Linked DNA regions of Homo sapiens: region 1 is linked to region 2. Evidence: read pairs that join two places in POLR2A ChIA-PET (ENCODE). Cell type or tissue: MCF 10A. All regions are shown on one strand. Links, peaks and the distances in the headings refer to the core of each region. The heading gives the core; the rest is flanking DNA.

Evidence for each region. Peaks named below come from ENCODE experiments on the same cell type or tissue, not always from the same donor. Only the 100,000 strongest peaks of a DNase experiment are listed, where the experiment ranks them.
Region 1: POLR2A ChIA-PET joins it to region 2 with 5 read pairs; 5 of 35 experiments call an interaction of 5 or more read pairs at or near these places.

The regions. Positions count from the first base shown.
Region 1 is chr6:155,118,809-155,127,142 of GRCh38, forward strand. All of the region lies in intron 2 of TIAM2 (TIAM Rac1 associated GEF 2), which reads left to right. Among named protein-coding and RNA genes, the nearest start is that of TIAM2, 130 kb to the left of the region's middle. RefSeq lists enhancers at 153-934, 935-1,717, 8,172-8,334. In MCF 10A, for the core only: no CTCF peak of the experiment used is centred there; no DNase peak of the experiment used is centred there.
Region 2 is chr6:155,059,228-155,067,561 of GRCh38, forward strand. All of the region lies in intron 1 of TIAM2 (TIAM Rac1 associated GEF 2), which reads left to right. Among named protein-coding and RNA genes, the nearest start is that of TIAM2, 68 kb to the left of the region's middle. In MCF 10A, for the core only: no CTCF peak of the experiment used is centred there; a DNase peak (open chromatin) is centred at 3,964.

The sequences.
Region 1 (8,334 bases), core at 156-8,155, 60 kb after region 2:
GGGTTGTTCCTAACTTTCCTACCAAGAAGTTGAATGTCCAGTGAATGTGTGTGCTTTTTTTTTTAATTTGTGCAGTGCAAAAGGATGAAGCCCATGGACCTAATCTGTGGTGTCCAGATTGCACATTAATGATGGGCCATCTTTAAAAAAAAAAAAAATCTTGTACTTACTGTCTGTATCTGAAGTGTTTGCCTTGGACAATGACTTCCCTTCCCTTCCATTCCTTTCCCTTTCTTTTTTTTTTTTGACGGAGTCTTGCTCTGTTGCTCAGGCTGGAGTGCAGTGGCGCGATCTCGGCTCACTACAACCTCCGCCTCCTGGGTTTAAGAGATTCTCCTGCTCCAGCCTCCCGAGTAGCTGGGATTACAGGTGCCTGCCACCACGCCCGGCTAATTTTTGTATTTTTAGTAGAGACAGGGTTTCACTGTGTTGGCCAGGCTGGTCTCAGACTCCTGACTTCATGTGATCCACCAGCCTCGGCCTCCCAAAGTCCTGGGATTACAGGCGTGAGCCACTGCACCTGGCCCTGACTCTTCTTTTCTTTTTTTTTTGAGTGAGAATCTCTTCTTCACTCAGGCTGGAGCGCAGTGATGCAATCTCCACTCACTGTAACCTCTGCCTCCCAGGTTCAAGTGATTCTCATGCCTCAGCCTCTCGAATAGCTGGGATTACAGGCATGAGCCACTGTGACCGGCTAATTTTTGTATTTTTGGTAGAGATGGGTATCACCATGTTGGCCAGGCTGGTCTCAAACTCCTGTCCTCAAGTGATCTGCCTGCCTTGGCCTTCCAAAATGTTGGGATTACAGGCGTGAGCCACCACGTCCAGCCAACAATGACTTTTCGAATGTTTTGGGACTCGTCGGAGCTTGGCTCTCCTTGGATTTTCTTAGAGTGGATGTACCATTCTGGCAAAACTACCTCTTGTGGTTTTATAAGTCAGTTTTTAAAACATTTCTTTTTTAATCGTGACTCAAGAAGACATAATTTTACTTCACAACCCAGTATATGGACAAACACACAAGCACACACAAGAATTTAGTTTCATGAAACAAATTTTACTCTTACTGGGATTCACTCGTCTATTTTCCGTTCTGCTAGTCTCTCTTCTGCTCTATTTTGTTCTCTTGTATTCATTTAAAAATACTGGTATCAATTCATCGAATGGATTTCATAACCCAACAATGGGCCACGACCCACGGCTTGATCAGCCTTCTGTAAGCCATGCTGCAGATGTTGGGATGTTTTCTAAAACAGGTGTGAGTGTGGAGATCCTCCTTGTGATAAATTGACTTACTAAGGTGATGAACTGGACAAAAAGCTGAGCTATTGTCTCTGTGGAATTTATGACTTTCCCGCTTGTTGAATACCAGCCATGCTTGTCAGCGGAGATCCTGCTCGGAGGGCATTCCTTGCCGCAGATGGGTCTATCCATTCATCTGTTAATATGCATTTGGAAGGAGTCCCGCTGAATTCAAAGACGACCAGTGAGGCCCAACAATGAAAGCTTAGCTTCTGAGGCCCTTCACAGCAGCTTGCTTTCTGCTCACTTTTTTTGTAAGGATTACTCTTCCTAAGCATTATTCCTATGGGGACCAGATGTTCCTTTTGCCTGCCTCTTTATATAAATTGGGTTCAAGTCTTCTTGTGATTAGAAATGAGCTCCTTCAAGTCTTGGTATTCAATTCATGCATTCTGAGTGTAGTTCATTGACTCAGGATGAGAGAAACAGATTCTGGCAGTATTTACAGAGTTTATTAGTAAGTTTGGATCCCTGGTAGAGGTGAATGCTTTTGTTTTAGATTTTTAGGCACATTTGTCCTGAGTTTTAATATTTTCAGTGATAGAGACAATAATAAAACTTCAGGGCAGGATTTCTCAGCTTTGGAACTACTGACATATTAGGCCAGATAATTAATTATTTGTTGTGGCGAACTGTCCTGTATGTTGTACGGGGTTCAGTAGTATCCCCCTAGCCTTAACCCACTAGGTGACAGTAGCAGACCCCAGTTGTGACAACCAAAAATATTCCCAGACATGCCAAATGTCCCTTGGGGGACAAAATCACTGTAGTTGAGAATGACTGCTTTAAGGTTGTACCAGTTCAATGCGCATTCAGGTTATTTTCTTACATTTCCTAACGTGAGTTATCTACTAATGAGAGTGTATGGCTTGTGTCACTGGTTTTCTTTACATTTGATAGACTGCTTGCAAATTAGGTAGTTTTATATGCTGTAATAATTTGGAGGAATTGATCAAAATGAAATGCTAAAACCTAGAAGATTCTAAATTTATCTATATATAATATTTAATTTAATAATAGATAATGAAAGATCTGAAATGACAGTTTTAATAAGATCTAATATCATAATATACAAAATCAGACTTAAAGCTAAAATTTAATAATACTTTGTGTTGCATTATTGAATAATGAGTAGGTAATGACAGACCTGAAACAGCAGTTATTATGAGATCTGATATCATAACATACAAAATTAGACTTATAACTACAAATTAATAATAGTACTCTGTTGCATTTCCCAGTATTTTAGATGGTTTCACATATGTTTCCACACTTGATTCTCAGTCTGTGAGGTAGTAGTGCAGATATTTTTATCCTCAAGTTGCAAATGAGGAAAAAGAAATTCAGAAAGCTTGAGCAGTTTGCCCAAAGTCTCACATGCTGTTTGAGAGACAGAAGCAGGGCTTAACCCGAGTTCGCTGACACAAACCAGACTAGAATTTACGGAGACTCCTCTCCTTAGTGGTTAAAGCTGTCCCCGACCCTCCCCAAATAAAGAAAACCAAGTAGATATTGCTATGGTTAATGATGGCTAGCCCTTTTGTTATCTGGCTCTTGTCACTATCTGAAGTATTTGCCTGGGACTAGGATGAGGGTCCTAGTTTAGTATAAGAATCTCTCTGGAGCGACGTGAAGCCTGTTGGTATCTCCTGGTAGTAGCACTTGCGCTTCCTCTCACGGTCTTGGCCAGCTGTAGATCTCCTTTTTTGCAGTGGCTCCGTTCTGTTTGCTGTCCCCGATCCAGCCCCCGCCCTCCTCGCAGGCCTCTGCTCAGCACCATCTGCCCACCCGGAGGGTTTCCTCCTATTCCCCTTCAGTTGCTCCATCTGGGCAGCCAGCTCAGGGCCTCAGTCCAGAGACAAAGCAGAGGCAGACGATTCTAGTTTTCTTTGCTGTAAATGCCACACTACATGGAACTAGAGAATTTGGGAATCTGACTCATCCAATCAAGCCCAGGCTAAAGGCAAATGAAGAAAAGGTAAATCTCGAATTTCCTCCTGAAAGCTGTTTTTCCCCGGGACTCAGTAGATGACAGTGGCTGTTGGGATTGTGATGGCATACTTAGGACATTCCTCCACATTGCTGCACGCTTCTGGAGTGGTTACTGATCACACTTTTAAGAAAGAAAAACTTCCACTCTTGGTAATTTTAGCTTAAAAAGCTACAGAGCATACTCATGTGAATGGGGACTGGGAGGGAATGCAGAATGGAAGGTAGGATTTTGGGGATTGGGAGGGAATGGAGAATGGAAGGTAGGATTTTGGGGATTGGGAGGGAATGCAGAATGGAAGGTAGGATTTTGGGGATTAGGAGGGAATGGAGAATGGAAGGCAGGATTTTGGGGATTGGGAAGGAATGGAGAATGGAAGGTAGGATTTTGGGGATTGGGAGGGAATGGAGAATGGATGGTAGGATTTTTTTTTTTTGTTCTAGGTCCATGTCATTGTGATAAGTTTTTTAAAATTCCAATATTTATTATAATTGTCCCGTAAATAAAAAATAATTATAAAAAAGTTTGTACACAGCATAAAATGTTTGCTAACTATACACATTCTTGGTGCCACATTATTCCAGAGTGACTTCACTTAAATTACGTCTCTACCAGCCCTGGGCCTCGCCACACGTTATTATACTTCATATCTCTTCCTGCAGGTTAGAAAACCTTCACAGGGGTTGCTGCGGGTGACTGTACGTATACATACTTTTGCTATTTGTAAACACCAGGCCCTTTTAAAGTACTTTTTTTTTTTTTTGAAGAGTTTACATGAATGAAATCTGTTGTTTTTTAAATTTTTTTCAGCCCCCTTTCTATTAACTAAAATAGTTTTTAAACTTGAATATCATAAAATTCCTTTAGTAAAGGAGTCAGGGGGCCAGAGGTTACTGAACATTTGCCTTAAATATTCCCTTGCTTCCAGACAAAAATCATAGCTGAAGCATGACAGAAAAATATCTGTTCAATTTGTCAAATTCCTCAGGGACAATAATTACTTAGCTTCCCTCAGGGAGTATCCTTCCTGTCAATAAATTTCTCATAAATATTGGATAAATTCTTCCTCCTACTGTTTAAGGCTGTTTTTTTTTTTCTTCCCTGCCAGGATTGACCCAACATTGCACATTTGGTCAGCATTATGCATATGTGAAAATGCACTTTGTTCTATATTTCTGTCACTCCCTGTTTGCTTTTCTCTATCTTAATTATGGAAATGTATCCTCGTGAGTTGATATACCAGTCTTTCTGTCATACCCAGTAAGGAGGATTCCCGCCCTTGGTCTGGGGTCCGCATCAACTGTGTAGCACATGAATTGCTGTCATTTGGTCCCACAGGTGTCTATTGAGTGCTTATATGAGCCTCCAGGTGCTAGGCCTTGAGTGCACAGCATCCAGTAGAGGATGGGGGTCTCCTGTGTTTTTAGAAATATCCCATGAAATAAAAAAATTAAGCTATTTAATTGCAAAAGTAGTAAGATGAGCTTAGGTTCTAACCTGCCGCTGGGGCAGAAACTTCCACCTGGGAGTGATTCTGCGGCTTTGAATTCTGGCCTCTTTGTGTGTCTGTGAGTGGCTGACACAGTCGGCCACTCAATCGCAGTTTTGTCCGCTGGTTTTGGCGAGCTCAGGGCCTGTGCTGTGTGTGCTGCAGCTCGGGAGGGCTGACAAAGAGAGGTGGTTGAGGAGTGAGCGGCCGGGAGCCTTTCGCCTCCAGTGTCTTCGCTGGACCTTGGTCTTTACAAAAGGAAACAAATGAAGGCTCACTCTGATCCACTCACTGTGACAGTCTGAGTGGCAGCAGCCAGGAGCTTCTCTGGCCATTTGTAGTTCCCTCAGTTAAAAAATGAAAGGGTAGCTAAGGTTCAACAGCTCAGGCTTTGAACTTTATTTATTTGTTTATTTATTATTATCATCATCATTTTTGAGACAGAGTTGACAGTCTTGCTGCGTCTGTCACCCAGGCTGGAGTCCAGTGGCTTGATCTCAGCTCACTGCAACCTCTGCCTCCCGATTCAAGCAATTCTCCCACCTCAGCCTCCCAAGTAGCTGGGATTACAGGTGTGTGCCCTCACACTCAGCTAATTTTTTTGTAGTTTTAGTAGAGATGGAGTTTCACCATTTTGGCCAGGCTGGTCTTGACCTCCTGGGCTTAAGTGCTCCATCTGCCTCGGATTCCCAAAGTGCTGGGATTACAGGCTTGAGCCACCATGCCCAGCCAGGTTTTGAACTTTTTTTTTCTCTTTTGAGACTGAGTTTCGCTCTTGTTGCCCAGGCTGGAGTGCAACGGCACAATCTCGGCTCACCGCAACCTCTGCCTCTGGCGTTTAAGTGATTCTCTTGCCTCAGCCTCCTGAGTAGCTGGGATTACAGGCATGCACCACCATGCCTGGCTAATTTTATAGTTTTAGTAGAGACGGGGTTTCTCCATGTTGATCAGGCTGGTCTCGAACTCCCGACCTCAGGTGATCTGCCCTGCCTTGGCCTCCCAAAGTGCTGGGATTACAGGCATGAGCCACCACACCCAGCTGGTTTTGGACTTTTAAAAGGTGGGGTTCTTGTGGTCCAGCCCCATGTGTGAGATGGGGCCAGGTTCTAGTGGCAAGTCTAGCAGTTGCTATCCCCTTTTTAGACGTGTGACACAGCTGCCTACTAAAAGGTAGGGTGCCGGCAGTATAGCAGCCACCTTCTCAGTCCTCATTAATTAGAGGCTGAGCTATTGGATTTCCTGCCAATGGCCAAGTGGAAAATCTATTTGACTTTTTTTTTTTTTTTTAATTTAAAATGTATCTGCGTGGATAGACTCAGGCAGGAGATTTGTCTTTGTCTTTGTTAGAGGAACCTAGCTCCAGTGTCTTGCTTCTCCTCCCACTAACTGTAACAGTCACCACTGAGGCCGGGTGTGGTGCCTCATGCTTGTAATCCCAGCACTTTGGGAGGCCGAGGCAGGTGGATCACCTGAGAGTTCGAGACCAGCCTGGCTAACATGGTGAAACCCCGTCTCTACTAAAAATACAAAAATTAGCTGGGTGTGGTGGCGGGCACTTGTAATCCCAGATGCTCAGGAAGCTGAGGCAGGGGAATCACTTGAACCCGGGAGGCACAGGTTGCAGTGAGTCGAGATTGTACCGCTGCACTCCAGCCTGGGTAACAGAGTGAGACTCTGTCTCAAAAAAAATAAAAGGTGCCATTGAACCCTCCTAAGAAGATATACAGTAGCCAATAAGCACATGAAAAAGATGGCTCAATATCACTTATCATTAGAGAAATGCAAATGAAACCCATAATGAGATACTGCTTATGTCCATTAGGATAACTGCTGTCGAAAAACAGAAAATAACAAGCATGGGTGAGGATGTGGAGGAATTGGAACTCTGCTGCACTGTTGGTGAGCATGTAAAATGGTGCAGCTGTTGCGGAAAACAGTATGGCGGTTCTGTAAAGAATTAAAAATAGGGCTGGGCGCGGTGGCTCACGCCTGTTATCCCAGCACTTTGGGAGGCTGAGGTGGGTGGATCACTTAAGGCCGGAAGTTCGAGACCAGCCTGGCCAACACGGTGAAGCCCTGTCTCTACTAAAATCAGAAAAATTATCTGGTGCAATGGTGCGCGCCTATAATCACAGCTACTTGAGAGGCTGAGGCAGGGGAGTCACTTGGACCTGGGAGGCGGAGGTTGCAGTGAGCCGAGATTGTGCCACTGCACTCCAGCCTGGACGACAGAGCAAGACTCTGTCTCCAAAAAAAGAGAGAAAAAAAAAAGAATTACAAATAGAATAACCTAAGTGGTGTGCTTATGACAATAAATAGTTTATTTTCTAAAAATAAAATAAAAATAGAATAACCTAATGCTATTGCATTTCCACTTCTGGGTATATATCATAAAGAATTGAAAGCAGGGTCTGGAAGAGCTAGTTAAACACCCATGGTCATAGCAGCATTATTCATAATAGCCAAGAGGTGGAAGCAACCCAAGTGTCTCTCCATGGGATGAATGAATAAACAAAATGTGGCATGCACATGTAATAGAATGCTATTCAGCCTTAACAAGGAAGGAAATTCTGACATCTGCTACCACGTGGATGAAACTTGAGGGCATTATACTAAGTGAAATAAGCCAGTTGCAAAAAGACAAATGCTTTCACTTATATGCGGTATCTAGAGTCCTCAAATTCATAGAGGCAGAAAGTAGAATGACAGTTGCCAGGGGCTGTGGGACCGGGGAATTGCTGTTTAATGGGTGCAGAGTTTCTGTTCTGCAAGATGGAAAGAGTTCTGAAGATGGATGTCGGTGACGGTTGTACAACAGTGTACTTACTGCTGCCCTGTACATTTAAAAATGGGTAAGATGGGCCAGGCGCGGTGGCTCACGCCTGTAATCCCCGCGCTTTGGGAGGCTGAGGTGAGCAGATCACCTGAGGTCGGGAGTTTGAGAACAGTCTGACCAACATGGAGAAACCCTGTCTCTACTAAAAATACAAAATTAGCTGGGCGTGGTGGTGCGTGCCTGTAATCCCAGTTACTCAGGAGGCTGAGGTAGGAGAATCGCTTGAACCCAGGAGGCGGAGGTTGCAGTGAGCCGAGATTGTGCCACTGCACTCCCGCCTGGGCAAGAAGAACAAAACTCTGTCTCAAATAAATAAATAAATAAATAAATGGTAAGATGGAAAATGTTATGTTATCCATGTTTGACCACAATTACAAATAAACTTTTTTTTTTTTTTTTAAAGGAACAAAAAGTCACTATTAAGGCCTCACCCCTCTGCTTCCCGTGTCTGTGGCTTCGTGTCCAGCAGTGAGCACGGCCAGAGGGGAGCCTCCCCATCTCAGCCAGTCCTCCTCCCTTTCAGAAGCCCTGCCTTATCCCTCAGAGGGGGACCTCTTGCCCCTGCTAACATGTGCTTGAGAAAGCTTTTAATCTCATTTATGAGGTCAACCTCTACAAGCTAAATTATTTTAACCAAGGACTATTCACTGTGATGTTATATTTTGGGCTTTGTTTTTGCTGCTTGGTCAAATAGAGAACAAGGGCCACCTCTCGTCA
Region 2 (8,334 bases), core at 95-8,094:
TGACCTTGACACTTTTGATGATTAATGATCGGGAATTTAGTGGAATGTCCCTTTCTGTGTGTGTGTCTGTGTGTGTGTGTGTGTGTGTGTGTGTGTGTGCGCGTGTATGTTTTTGAGACAGAGTCTCACTCTGTTGCCCAGGCTGGAGTGCAGTGGCACGATCTCATCTGACTGGGACCTCCGCCTCCCAGGTTCAAGCGATTCTCCTGCCTCAGCCTCCCAAGTTGCTGGGATTACAGGTGCCACCACAGCCAGCAAATTTTTTTTTAGCCGAGATCGGGTTTCGCCATGTTGGCCAGGGTAATCTTGAACTCCTGACCTCAGGTGATCCACCCAGCCCGGCCTCCCAAAGTGTTGGGATTACAGATGAGAGCCACCACACCCAGCCTCTATTTGTGTTTGATGTTTTATCAGATTAAATTAAGGTTATGGATTTTGGACAGAATATCATAAAGGTGATAAGCCCCTCTCCTTGCACATGGTAGGGGCACATGATATTAACACGACTTACTACTGGTGACATTAACCTTGATCAGTTGGTTAGTGTGGTGTCAGCCTGCTTGGTGTCAGCCATAGTCAAGTCACTATTTTTTGTTTTCTCTATTCATTAGAAGCAAGTTACCAAGTCCAGCTCACACTCAAGTGGAGAGTATTTAGCTCCAAATTCTGGAGGGAGCAGTGTGAAATAATTTGTGGTCATATCTGAAAACTAACATAGTGTTCAGCAGATTTTGGGAGACATACAGATATACTGCATTGTAAATATCTTGTTTCTCCTTAAAGTTTCACCCGCTGCCTACTACCTTTATTATTCATTAGACTGCGGCAATTATGGCTGTGCTGTTTTAATGATGACTTTCTCTTTCCTCCATTCCTTCTATTAATACATTTAATAGGCTGGGTGCGGTGCTTACGCCTGTAATCCCAGCACTTTGGGAGGCCGAGGTGGGCAAATCACCTGAGGTTGGGAGTTCGAGACCAGCCTGACCAACGTGGAGAAACCCCGTCTCTACTAAAAATACAAAATTAGCGGGCGTGGTGGCACGTGCCTGTAATTCCAGCTACTCAGGAGGCTGAGGCAGGAGAATTGCCTGAATCTGGGAGGCAGAGTTTGCGGTGAGCCGAGATCACGCCATTGCACTCCAGTCTAGGCAACAAGAGCGAAACTCCGTCTCAAAAAACAAACAAATAAAAAACCATTTAATAATTGGAATTCTTTTGCCATAAAGATTGTTTCTTCTCCCTCAATTACTTTTTTATTCAGCTATTTACTTATATAAGTATGGAGTCATAGCCATTATTTTATTCTTTGAGTTAGAACTCAATACTATCATTATTATGTTGCTCCAGTTACTCCAGCTTTGGTGATTGAAAGCCCTTTTGGGGAGCTAGGTGCAGTGGCTCATGCCTGTAATCCCCGTACTTTGGGAGGCCGAGGTGGGTGGATCACATGAGGTCAGGAGTTCGAGACCAGCCTGACCAACATGGTGAAACCCTGTCTCTACTAAAAATACAAAATTAGCTGGGTGTGGTGGCGCATGCCTGTTACCCCAGCTACTTGGGAGGCTGAGGCAGGAGAATCACTTGATCCCAGGAGGAGGAGGTTGCAGTGAGCCGAGATCGTGCCATTGCGCTCCAGCATGGGCGACAAGAGCAAAACTGTCTCAAAAACCAAACCAAACCAAAACAAAATCCCACAAAAGCACTTTTGGGCTAGCTCTTGTGTTCTTTTAGTGTCCTGGTACTACAGGTACCTGGTTCATCTTCAATTTTCTCTATTCCAGTTCCAGAATCAGCCATTTCTCCAAGGAGCCCTGGTTCCTTTCACTGGAGAATGATATTTAGAAACCAAGTTCTGGGTGCCAGGTGTGCCCGTTGCTATTGGAGTGTTACTACGTCTTCTAGGCCCTCTCAATGAATAGAGCTAGGAAGTTTTTGTATGCATACTAATCCATGTGTACACACATTTATATCTGTGTGTCTATCTCTCAATCAAAATAAACATGTTCATAATGATATCACTGACTAGACTTTATATTTCTGTATCTATCTGTACATATATATATTAAACATGAGTTCATACTGCTATCTCTAAATACACACATGTATCTCTAGATACACACATGTATCTGTATTTTTTGTATCCATTTACCTATATATATATTAAAACCAATATGAGCTTCTACTTACATCTGCAACTTGAATCCAGTACCAGAGTTAGTTTAGCCTTCCCGCTTTTCGTATTTATAACTTCTTTTTCTGACAGTGAAAATCTTGAGTCGCGTTGTTTACGATTTATTATAAATGTGCTCATCCCTACTATACATGTAAAGCAGCTTTGGAATTTCCAGCTTGTACCTCTGATGCAATAAATTTACCGTCTACAGGGCAGTGTTTGTGTAGTTTGTGTTTTTTCATTTTTAGCTTACAGTGTCCAGTCTGAATAGTGGGTTCCAGAGTTATTTAGATCAGCTCCTTTTCCCTACCTACTGTAGTGAAGTTGTGTCATATATTTCCAGCGAAGTTACTTGCCATGCTGACAGTTTGCGTTCTATCCTGAGGGTCCCTGACATCCCAGAGAGTCTAGGATTGATTTTTTAAAAAAATTTGTATGACAGTTTAATTCACTTTTTGTGGTGTACAGTTTTATGGGTTTTTCACAAATGCATGGAGTCGTATAGCCACCACCACAGTGCTGTACTGAACAGTTCTATCCTTCAAAAAATTCCTTTGTGTAGTTCCCTCACTGATTTTTGTCCCTAGAATTGTGTCTTTTCTGGAGTGTCTCTTAAATGGAGTTATAAAGTATGTAGCCTTTTTCTGGTCTGGCTTACCCTCGCCACCGCCCCTGCATCTCGCCCCCCCACCGCCCCCGCGCACCACCCCCCACTTAGGAAAAGGGATTGAAGATTTATCTGGGTTACTGGGTGAATCAGTAGACTGCTCTTTTTCATTGCTGAATAGTATTCCATTGTATGTATGCAGTCACTCTTTGTTAACCATTTGATCGCTGAAGATCATTTTGGTTGCTTCCAATTTTTGGCAACTATGAATAAAGCTGCTATAAACAATTGTGTGCAGGTTTTTGCACAAGTATAATCTTTTTAATTCACTTGGGTAAATACCTAGGAGTAGAATTGTTAGGTTGTATGGTAGGAGTATGTTTTAGCTTTATAAGACACTGCTAAACTGTTTTCCAAAGTGACTGTATTATTTTGTATTCACATCTGTTGCTCCATATCCTCACCAGCTTTTGGAGTTACCAGTTTATTTTATTTTATTATTTTTGTTTTATCATTCTAGTAAGTGTATAGTAATATCTCCTAGTGGTTTCTTTTTTTTCTTTTCTTTTTCTTTTCTTTTTTTTTGAGACGGAGTCTTGCTCTTGTTGCCCAGGCTAGAGTGCAATGGCGTGATCTCGGCCCACTGCAACCTCCTACACCTGAGTTCATGCGATTCTCCTGCCTCAGCCTCCCGAGTAGTTGGGATTACAGGTACCCACCATGCCCAGCTAATTTTGTGTTTTTAGTTGAGACGGGGTTTCACCATGTTGGTCAGGCTGGTCTTGAACTCCTGACTTCATGTGATCCACCCGCCTCAGCCTCCCAAAGTGCTGGGATTACAGGCGTGAGCCACCATGCCTGGCCTCTCCTTGTGGTTTTAATTTGCATTTCCTTAATGACTAATGACATTGAGCACCTTTTCATGTGCTTATTTGCCAACAGTATGTCTTCTCTGATGAAGTGTCTGTTCAGATCTTTTGCCAATTAAAAAACTGGGTTGTTGGTTTTCTTATTGTTGAGGTTTAACAACTATTCTTTACATATGTTTTGGGAATAAGTTCTTTATTGGATATGCGATTTGCAGATATTTTCTCCTAGTATGTGACTTGTCATTTTTTTTTTAAGAAAATAACTGGTTCAGATTTAGTGGCAAGGCAACATGATTTCACAAACAGGGTAGTGAGTCAAGACTTAGAAATGCAGTAACAAGATCTCTGCAACAAAGTTTAAATGATACTTTAAATACTTTATTTTTTTCCACAATCAACTAAAAAGCAGTGTTTTAGCAGTTGATCATATTGTGGTAGACCTCTTCCCTGTGTGTACACCACAGCTTTCATGCAATCCCAGGGATGGAGAGTACATGTTGTGCGTGTGTGGGTATGTGTGTCCATGTAAATATGAACACGTACAATTATGTGTGTATATTTCCTGCAGTATAGCTTTATCTGGGTGATAGTTACATGAGTATATACACATTTGTAAAAAGTTGGCCAGGCATGGTGGCTCATGTCTGTAATCCCAGCACTTTGGAAGGCCGAGGTGGGCGGATCACAAGGTCAAGAGGTCAAGACCATCCTGGCCAACATGGTGAAACCCCGTCTCTACTAAAAATACAAAAATTAGCTGGGCGTGGTGGTACATGCCTGCTGTCCCAGCAATTTGGGAGGCTGAGGCAGGAGAATCTCTTGAACCCAGGAGGTGGAGGTTTAAGTGAGCCAAGATTGCATCACTGTACTCCAGTCTGGGCAACAGAGTGAGACTCTGTCTCAAAAAAAAAAAAAAAAAAAAAGTTATGGAACTGTTAAGACTTGTGCACTTTATCCCATGTATATTATAACTGAATTAAAAAATAAACAATGTGCATGTGGATGTAAGATAGTGAAGCTCAATAATAGCCTTGGATTAAAAAAAAGAAGAAAGCAGAAATTATGTAGCATGAAAGGATGGATAGATGTAGCCAAATATTTATATGGAGTCCCGTATGACTATCCCATGGAAGACCATGGGGAAGCTTAGGACAGAGGATAGACCAGCATATGCATCATATGTAAAGGCTAGATGTCTTACAGCTTTGAAAACTGATAGTTTTCTCTTGATAATTTTGAATGATTAAGTTGATATAGAGTTTTATTGACAATCTACACATTTACCTGTAAATTCCTACTTGGCTTCTTTTTACCCTTTGCTGATTTGTTGATTACCTACCAGATTTCCTATGCCAGTGTAGGAATTTGGATGTTGTTGGTGAGCATTAGAATAAAATAATACAGTATCTTATATTTAAGAACTAAACATGAAACTTGGAGCCTAGCTTTTACAGCTCTAGAACATGAAAAATGACATCACTCAAAGAAAAGCACACAATCTCATAAACGTGGCTAAAAAATCAAAACGCTGGTGTATCTGGGTTTATGTATCCAGCTTGCCTATGCCTTAATTGTGAATTGTGAATATAGTTTGAGCTGGAATTTGGCCTTCCCAGAACTTTTTGGTTTGGCCCAGAAGCATGAGAAGTGTGAGAGCCACCCGGCACCACAGGAGGTGTCTTGCTCTGGGATTTTATGGCTGTGGCAGAGACTTGGTTTCTCAATGAGGGCAAAATGCTTTTGAGTAATTCCAGGTGGAGGGTTGACAAGGTTGGAACTTTAAAGCTGGATTACATAATTATGCTCCATGGCTTGTTTGACTAATAACTTGTGTGCATGCATATTGAAAAGAACAAGGCATCCTTCTTTCAGGCCGCATATTTATTCCCAGCTCTAGTTACTGCTGCATTGAGGACAAACATCTCATCTCTCTCCCTTTCCCTTCCCTCCTCATCGCCTGTAGTTTTCTCCCCACTCCTTTTGTCCACCCTTTTCCCTTCCTTTCTCCCCTCCTCTCTCCTCTCCTCTTCCCCAGAGGAGGATATCGGCAAAATTAAGTTTGTTCCTATATACAGTATTTTTTGTTGTCATTGTTGAGATAGTCTTGCTTTTGTCTCCCAGGCTGGAGTGCAGTGGTGCAATCTCAGCTCACTGCAACCTCCACCTCCCGGTTTCAAGGTTCTCCTGCCTCAGCTTCCTGAGTAGCTGGGACTACAGGCACCCGACACCACGCCCGGCTGATTTTTGTACTCTTAGTAGAGATGGGGTTTCACCGTGTTGGCCAGGCTGGTCTCAAACTGCTAACCTCGGGTGATCTGCCCACCTCGGCCTCCCAAAGTGCTGGGATTACAGGCGTGAGCCACCATACCCGGCCATATATACAGTGTGAAACCATTGATTTCTAGTTGTGCTTATATTTAAGTAATGCAAATTTAACTAAAAATAATCCTGTGGAAGTCATCGTGCATTTCCTTTCTTCCTGCCCCATGTGATCATTTTATTTCTAAAAGAAAAATAACTGTTTTTCTTAATACAAAAGGATAACTTCCTTTTTGTAATTTCAACTGTGTTTTTTTTTAGATACAAGGATTTCAAGTTTTAAAAAATATGATTTTAGGTCCAGCGCAGTGGCTCATGCCTGTAATCCCAGCACTTTGGGAGGCGGAGGTGGGTGGATTGCCTGAGCTCAGGAGTTCGAGACCAGCCTGGCCAACGTGGCAAAACCCCGTCTCTACTAAAAATACGAAAATTAGCCAGGTGTGGTGGTGACTGTAGTGCCAGCTCCATGGGAGGCTGAGGCATGAGCCTAAACCTGGGAAGTGGAGGTTGCAGTGAGCCCAGAGTGCGCCACTGCACTCCAGCTTGGGCAACAGAATAAGACTGTCTCTCCCCACCAAAAAAGTGATTTTACATGTGAATAAAAATAATGACAGTGCACAAGAGAAACTGCTCCTTTTCAGCATGGTGTCCCTGGTTGGAAATCTGGGCAGGAGCACTGTTCAAGCCTGCTGGGAAGCCGGTTGTGCTGCTGATTTCTGTTAGTAACTCCCAAGTTGTATGCTGATCCAGTATTAGTATTTGGAGGTATTTGGAGGTATAAAGGTATTTGATGCATACCTGAAGGGCCTGCTTTTGTTTGTTAGAATGAGTAGCATTTAACTTTTGAAACTCTAACTCCACTCTGAAGCCTTCCCGGAAAAATGGGCTGTTTCTCCGCCAGCTAAATTGGTCCTGGGCCTTCTCCACTGAGACGGCCGCTCTTGTCCCCTTCTCAATTTTCCTGTTCCCAAAGGGCCTTTGGCCTCCCAAAGGGCTGGGATTACAGGCATGAGCCACCGTGCCTGGCCCAGACATTTCTTTTTGAAGCCTCCACTTCCATCTCCACTTTCAGCCTCACAATGAAGACTCTTCACCATTTCTAATTTTGCTCATCTCTGTCAGGCTCTTGTGTATTTACATTTTGTTTCCTTGTTCATTGTTTACATCACATTACATGTGAGTCTGTGAAGTCCTGGAGCGTGGACAGACACACATCTGTGTGGTTCTGCCTGTACCGTGTCACCGCTGGGAAGAGTTGCTTCTAGCATGTGGAGGTTATGTGTGTTCGTACAAACTTTCAGAGGGGCCAGCCGGAAGCCGCTTTTGGTGGATGGACTTCAACAATTTTATGGTCTTTCTGCATCATATTTCTGGTGTGTCTTTCCTGTTTGGCTCTGATTTTCCTTTAGTTTTCATCCTTAGAACTGGGAAGCAAGCCCAGATTTTAACAACAAACTTAAAATTCTTTTGGTGTGTGTATATATATAATTTTTTTGGCATACCTTCCTGATAGCTAACTGCTATGTTGAAGGAAAGATTTGTTGATTACAAGTTTGTTTGTTTGTTTGTTTTTTTGAGACTGAGTCTCGCTCTGTCGCCCAGGCTGGAGTGCAGTGGTGCGATCTTGGCTCACTGCAACCTCTGCCTCCCAGGTTCAAGCGATTCTCCTGCCTCAGCCTCCTGAATAGCTGGGATTACAGGCACCTACCATCACGCCTGGCTAATTTTTTGTATTTTTAATAGAGACAGGGTTTTGCTATATTAGCCAGACTGGTCTCAAACTCCTGACCTCTAGTGATCTGCCCGCTTCGGTCTTCCAGAGAGCTGAGACGATGACAAGTTCTTTACAAATATTTCTATTTGCAGTCTTCCCAGCCTGCTGGATTTGCAGGGTTACATTAAAGACCTTGAAGAGGGTCTTTGTGGTACAGCCGCAGGATCGTAGGACCCCAGACTCAGCAGGATCCTGAAGACCCAGTCTGGCTGTGGGGGAGCTCATTCTGGGATGGCACAGAGCATATTAGTTTTCTTTTCATTGGTGGGCTGTGGAGGGGAAGCTTTTGTGACTGTCCCTCCTACCTAGAACCTTTCTCACCCCAAGCGTCCTCTCTCTCCACCCAACTCCCATAATATGTTGGTTATACTTAAGTTACCACCTTCAGCCTTTTATTAGAGTCGGAACTCACATGTCTGCTGAGGGCTCCTTCTCCTTTGATATTTAAATAAAATTGACTTGAGCTCTCTGTCCCTGTCTCTGGAAGAGGTCCATGTCTCCAAGAAATCTGGAAAGTTCCCACAGGGAGATGCATGTTCTTATATTCAGCTCTGGCTCTGAGTTCTTGCCCCTCCTGACTCTCATTTCC